2 separate regions of the Homo sapiens genome follow, and region 1 is linked to region 2. Evidence: chromatin contacts called from ENCODE Hi-C or POLR2A ChIA-PET data. All regions are on one chromosome and are shown on one strand. The core of a region is the stretch at or near the end of the contact, and the rest is flanking DNA. Distances in the headings are between cores, read along the strand shown.

Evidence for each region. A loop is a pair of places that touch in the nucleus more often than their neighbours do. ChIA-PET counts read pairs that join two places held with the same protein, here RNA polymerase II (POLR2A). Pooled maps may share reads with other maps.
Region 1: a loop to region 2 is called in a map of K562, with 9 times the contacts of the local background. The contact joins two enhancer-like sites. A Hi-C loop is called at or near these places in 6 of 168 maps with a recorded cell type or tissue (Caco-2, K562, MCF 10A and 3 more) and 10 of 50 pooled maps. POLR2A ChIA-PET finds 5 or more read pairs at or near these places in 6 of 52 experiments (Caco-2, H1, Panc1 and 3 more).

What each region holds. Positions count from the first base shown.
Region 1 is chr6:151,086,674-151,089,373 of GRCh38, reverse strand. The region is part of intron 26 of MTHFD1L (methylenetetrahydrofolate dehydrogenase (NADP+ dependent) 1 like); the gene reads right to left. It overlaps LOC124901432 (a long non-coding RNA gene), which reads left to right. Exons shown (of 4, transcript XR_007059813.1): 4 at 994-1,280. Among named protein-coding and RNA genes, the nearest start is that of MIR12131, 15 kb to the left of the region's middle. Within about 2 kb of position 1,338, at least 4 of the 41 ENCODE cell types and tissues checked have a DNase peak (open chromatin) inside an H3K27ac peak, as active enhancers do.
Region 2 is chr6:151,013,061-151,015,760 of GRCh38, reverse strand. It overlaps MTHFD1L (methylenetetrahydrofolate dehydrogenase (NADP+ dependent) 1 like), which reads right to left. Exons shown (of 28, transcript NM_015440.5): 22 at 1,941-1,982; 23 at 781-881; 24 at 68-245. Among named protein-coding and RNA genes, the nearest start is that of MIR12131, 88 kb to the left of the region's middle. Within about 2 kb of position 1,265, at least 6 of the 41 ENCODE cell types and tissues checked have a DNase peak (open chromatin) inside an H3K27ac peak, as active enhancers do.

The DNA.
Region 1 (2,700 bases), core at 89-2,588, 74 kb before region 2:
CGCCTCAGCCTCCCAAAGTGCTGGGATTACAGGCGTGAGCCACTGCACCCAGCTATAGAAGGCTTTTTAAGATGCCTCTATAATCTGTGCCTAGCTATGGATTTGGAAAAGAACAAGCATTTTATAGTTTAAGAAAAAGAAATGAATATTCACATTTAGCCACACTGATGCTGCCCCACCCCTGAAATGAACTCTCTAGGTCAAAGGTATCTTACTGGTAAGGATGTCACTGGACTCTATGGCTGCTGCTGCTTCTGAGACTGTGACATGATTCACAGCAAGGGCAGAATTCAGTACAGATGAGGCAGTGTAAATTCAAATCTCTACTCACGGTGACAAACCAAGAAGAACCCTGAAGGCAGTGTATTTCAGCTCGTCTGACCAAAGCTACCAATGGAAGACTCTACTGCAGATAACATAATTTACTGCATGCTTGTTTACACGCACTATCTTTACAAACAAGAAAACCCAATTCTCCGCCTTTAACTATCTGCTGATGAAAGGCGATGCAGGATTTGTGCGGTTCCTGGAGCTGTATTTGTTAGCTGCAGTGGATCGGAACATGAATCTTCTAGTCATTCTGATTCTTTCACAAAACCAGGATCTAAACCTGGCCAGGCCGGGCGCAGTGGCTCATGCCTGTAATCCCAGCATTTTGGGAGGCCGAGGCGGGCGGATCACTTGAAGTCAGCCTGGCCAACATGGCGAAACTCTGTCTCTTCTACAAATACAAAAAAAAAAAAAAAAAAATTAGCTGGGTGTGGTAATGAGCACCCGTCGTTTTAGCTACTTGGGAGGCCGAGGAAGGAGAATCGTTTGAACTCGGGAGGCAGAGGTTGCAGTGAGCCGAGAGTGCACCAATGCACTCCAGCCTGGGCAACAGAGAGAGAATCTGTCTCAAAAAAGAAACAAACAAACAAAAACTAGCCGAAATATTAAATGCCAGAAAGTGTGAAATGTCTTTCCTCTTGTTTCAACTTTTCTTTCTTTCAGATGGGAGAAAAATGAGTTCAATCAGTAGACTCCCATGACCCCTTCAAGTGACGCAATCATCTCTTCCAAGAAGTGCAGCTACTTATTTGGGATAAGCGACGACAGACGAGAAACCACAAAGAATCTGCAGACGCGAGACTCCCTGACCTGCAGATATACAGCCATCTCCAATAAGTCTACATTTAAACTAAAACTTCTCCTGTTGAGCAAGCATAATGTGGAATTATGTTAGCAAGACCTTATGCATTCCCACAAATTTTCTCCCAATAAAAAAAACTGTTATCAAAGGATTGTCACCCCCCCAGACATACAGCACTGCAGGGAAAAAGGAGCCCAGACAGCCGTTGGGAGTTGACCTCTGGCCGCACGCCTGGGGTCAGTGGAGATCTATGTTGACTTTATCTGTGTGCCCTTTAAGGAGGCCTCTTGCTTAAAATAACTAAGGAGCCACTAAATTACACTTACTTGTAATGCTGCATTAATGGATTCTTCTACAAAGGCTGAAATACCTGGGCTTTTGCCCTTCATGACCCTAATTTTAACTACAATGAAGCTTCTGAATCTCTACCCATTTCGGGTTAACTCCATTTTGGAGAAAGAATGAGTTCTATCAATAGCCTTTATGAGCATTAATTAAAAATCTGTACAGAGAGAATAGTCATATATTTAAAACTAGTCATTAAGAAATAAAAGAATATCCTTGGTATAAGCTGAAAAATTATTAAAGATTCTGTTTCATAAAGTGATAGAATCATAATTTCTAACCATAATTTTCTTAACCAAAATATCGTTGTACTTAGTTTTGTTGTGTTTCTGAAATAATTTATTTTCTGATTTTGCCTGAAATCTACTACCTTTTCCAACAACAACCACAACAACAAAAATCTAATTTTATTTTGGTTCAGAAAAGGAGCAGCATTTTTACACATATCTATTTTGTTCCTACAGTTCATGATCTGAAGCAGAAGACAGTCCTTCTACATATTTCTTTCCTTCTCTGATGGATGGCTGATATACAGCGTGTTGTTTCAAAAATTTAAAAATAACTGAAAAGATTATACCAGTTAACTACATCACAATTTTATTATTTATTTATTTATTTATTTATTTATTTATTTATTTATTTATTTTTGAGATGGCCTCTGGCTCTGTCGCCCAGGCTGGACTGCAGCAGCGTGATCTCAGCTCACTGCAGCCTCCGCCTCGTGGGTTCAAGCAATTCTCCTGTCTCAGCCTCCCAAATAGCTGGGATTACAGGTGCCCGCCGCCATGCCTGGCTAATTTTTGTATTTTTGGTAGAGACAAGGTTTCACCACGGTGGCCAGACTAGTCTTGAACTCCTGACTCAAATGATTCGTCTGCCTCGGCCTCCCAAAGTGCTGGGATTATAGGGGTGAGCAATTGCGCCTGGCTGACGATACAATTTAAATAAAAAGATTTTCTTTTCAATGAAGTAACTAAAAAAATTCAAGTCTTTATTTATTAAGCAGGAGTATTTTCTGAATTGTTAACACGGTGCCTGGCAATATTAGACCCTCAGAAAGTATTTTTGGTCAGGCATGGTGGTTCACGCCTGTAATCCTGACACTTTGAGAGGCTCAGGTAGGAGGATGGATTGAGCCCAGGAGTTCAAGACCAGCCTGGGCAATATGGCAAAGCCCCATCTCTACAAAAAACAAACAAAAATTAGCCAGGTGTGGTGGTGCA
Region 2 (2,700 bases), core at 16-2,515:
ACAACAGAATGGGACAACCCATGCTAAGGTGTAAGAAATGTGAGCCATTGTTTTTACTAGATCTTACCTGAACATCATACAGGAACTGGAATCGGCTTCTTTTACTCGCAGCCTCTCTCACAGCCCGAGCCAAGTCCACCGATCCTTTTCCACCAACGGACCAGTGATAGCAGGGGACTGCATCAAAGGCACCAGCCCGCTTTGCAAGCTCACACACCAAGTCAATCTCAGCGCGGGTGTCGGTCCTAGTGAAGAAAATGTTTGTGGTTTTGCATCTGTATCCATTTAGCTATGTTTTCAAAGAAAGACTCACCATTTATACAGAACTTCGCTCCCTAACACTGAATACATTTTAAACATCAAAAGTGGTCACATCGTGTTTAAATAAATCAGACTTAAAGCATGGAAAAAAAAAGTCCTCTCTAAAGTGACTCAAATATTTCAAGTCGTTAAGGGTGTTATCAAGAAAATTCCATAACATATCCCTTTGATCATTCACAGTTTGTTTCAGACAAAAATGCTGGGTAGAATTAAAAAAAAAAAAAAAAAAAAAAGCCAAGGAGATAGTAACTCACTATATATAAATTTCACTTCCTTAATAACATTGTGAGAACACATTTGCTAAAATGAAACCAAACCAAATAAACAAACAGAAAGAACTGGGTATTTCTGTATACTTTTAGATGAAGCACAGAAAGACCAAATACCCCAAGACACAAATATCGTTCACAGGGTGGCCTAGTGATAATGCCCACATTTAAAGGAGGAGGCTGGACTTACTTGAAGACATTCAGAGCCACCACAACGGGAACCCCAAAGAGCTGAGTGATCTGAATTTGCTTCTGGAGGTTACAGCAGCCGTCTGCCACCAGCTGGATGTTCTGTAAAAAAGAAAAAAGCAAAACCCAGACCCCTGTGTATTGTCTCCCACCAAACCTGCCAAGCTAAACTGCCAGCACCTCTCTGGCAGGATTTGCTACATCTTTTTTCACTTTTTCCTCCAAGAAAGATGGCTGCAAGAATAAAGAGGTTCGTCTTCAAAATAATTTCTAAAATGATTCTGGATCCAATGGCATATGGGTGGGTCTGAAGCCTGGCAGCTCACCCTGCTGAGGACAGGCTGCAGGGTCTATGCAATGCGCCCATGCTCTGCAGGTTGAGGCCTGACAGGCACAAGGCCCCAGGTGGGTGAGGAGCTCTGACCAGGTATTCCTGGCTCAGATCCCTGGCGCCACCTGTAGGAGCTAAGAGGTACTGCTGCCAGCAAATCAAAGTCTATTTACAGAAAAGAGTAAGCCACTCCTGTAAATCATAAAGCCAACTGTATATAGACCTTCCATGACAAAAGAATACAGAAGTGTAAGCTTCATATTTGTTTCTGACCTGGAGACCTTGAGTTCCTGCTCTGATGGCTACCCTGGGAGTACACAATAGTAGACAAAGCCTATATCCATCTTTTCTTGATATTTAAGAGTTAACTGAATGAATTTTATCCTTTCATCCCATCCATTTCCTCTCGGATTCTTAGAACGGCACTTTTCTTTTCTTTTTTTTGAGACAGAGTCTCACTCTGTCGTCCAGGCTGGAGTACAGTGGTGCGATCGCAGCTCACTGCAACCTCTGCCTCCCAGGTTCAAGCGATTCTCATGCTGGGACTACAGGCGTGAGCCACCATGCCCAGCTAATTTTTGTATTTTTAGTAGAGATGAGGTTTTGCCATGTTGGCCATGGGTTTTGCCTGGCTGGTCTTGAACTCCTGGCCTCATGTGATCCGGTCGCCTTGGCCTCCCAAAGTGCTGAAATTACAGGTGTGAGTCACTGCGCCCGGACAGAACAGCACTTTTCTAAGAGGCCACTGAAGGAGGGCTCATTCACTGAAAGCCAACGAGTCACTGGATTTAAGAGATTCTTCACATAAGCATCTAAACAGCTCCTCTTACCTCCTCTGTATATTCTTTCTTAAGAGGAACACCAGCCGTTACCTGAAATAAGGAGAGAAAACATGAAGAATAATCCTATAAAAATGCTTACACAACCGATCTGAAAGAAAGAACAACATAATCACATTCAATTTTTAGAAATGTACCTCTATGTTTTGTGCTTTTAAAACAGTAGCTGGCAGCACTGGCTAAACCTAAACTCCTGCGGGAAGCTTTTAGAAAACACTGATCCCTGGGCTCCACCCAGACCAATGAAAGCAGAAGTTCTGGGAGGGGAACCTGGGATCAGTAATGTTTAAAATCTCCCTGGATGATTCTAATTTGAGCCAATGGAACAGTATGAAACTTCTCAAACATTGGTTCAAATTAGAACATAAAACTAATAATATGTTTAATACTTGATTTATACAGAGTACATCACCATTCGAAATCATTTTACGGTAATTGCCATAAAGTTCTGTTGTCCAGGCTGGAGGGCAGTGGCACAATCACAGCTCACTGCGGTCTCAAACTCCTGGGCTCAAGTGATCCTCCTGCCTCAGCCTCCCCAGTAGCTAGGAATACAGGTGTGTACCACCACACCCAGATAATTTTTTATTATTTTGTAGAGACGAGGTCTTGCTATCTTCCCCAGGCTGGTCTCGAACTCTTGGGCTCAAGCAGTCCTCCCACCTCGGCCTCTCAAAGTGCTGGCATTACAGGGTGAAACACTGTGCCTGGCCTTGTGGTTAATCTTATGTGTCAACTTTGCTGGGGCCAT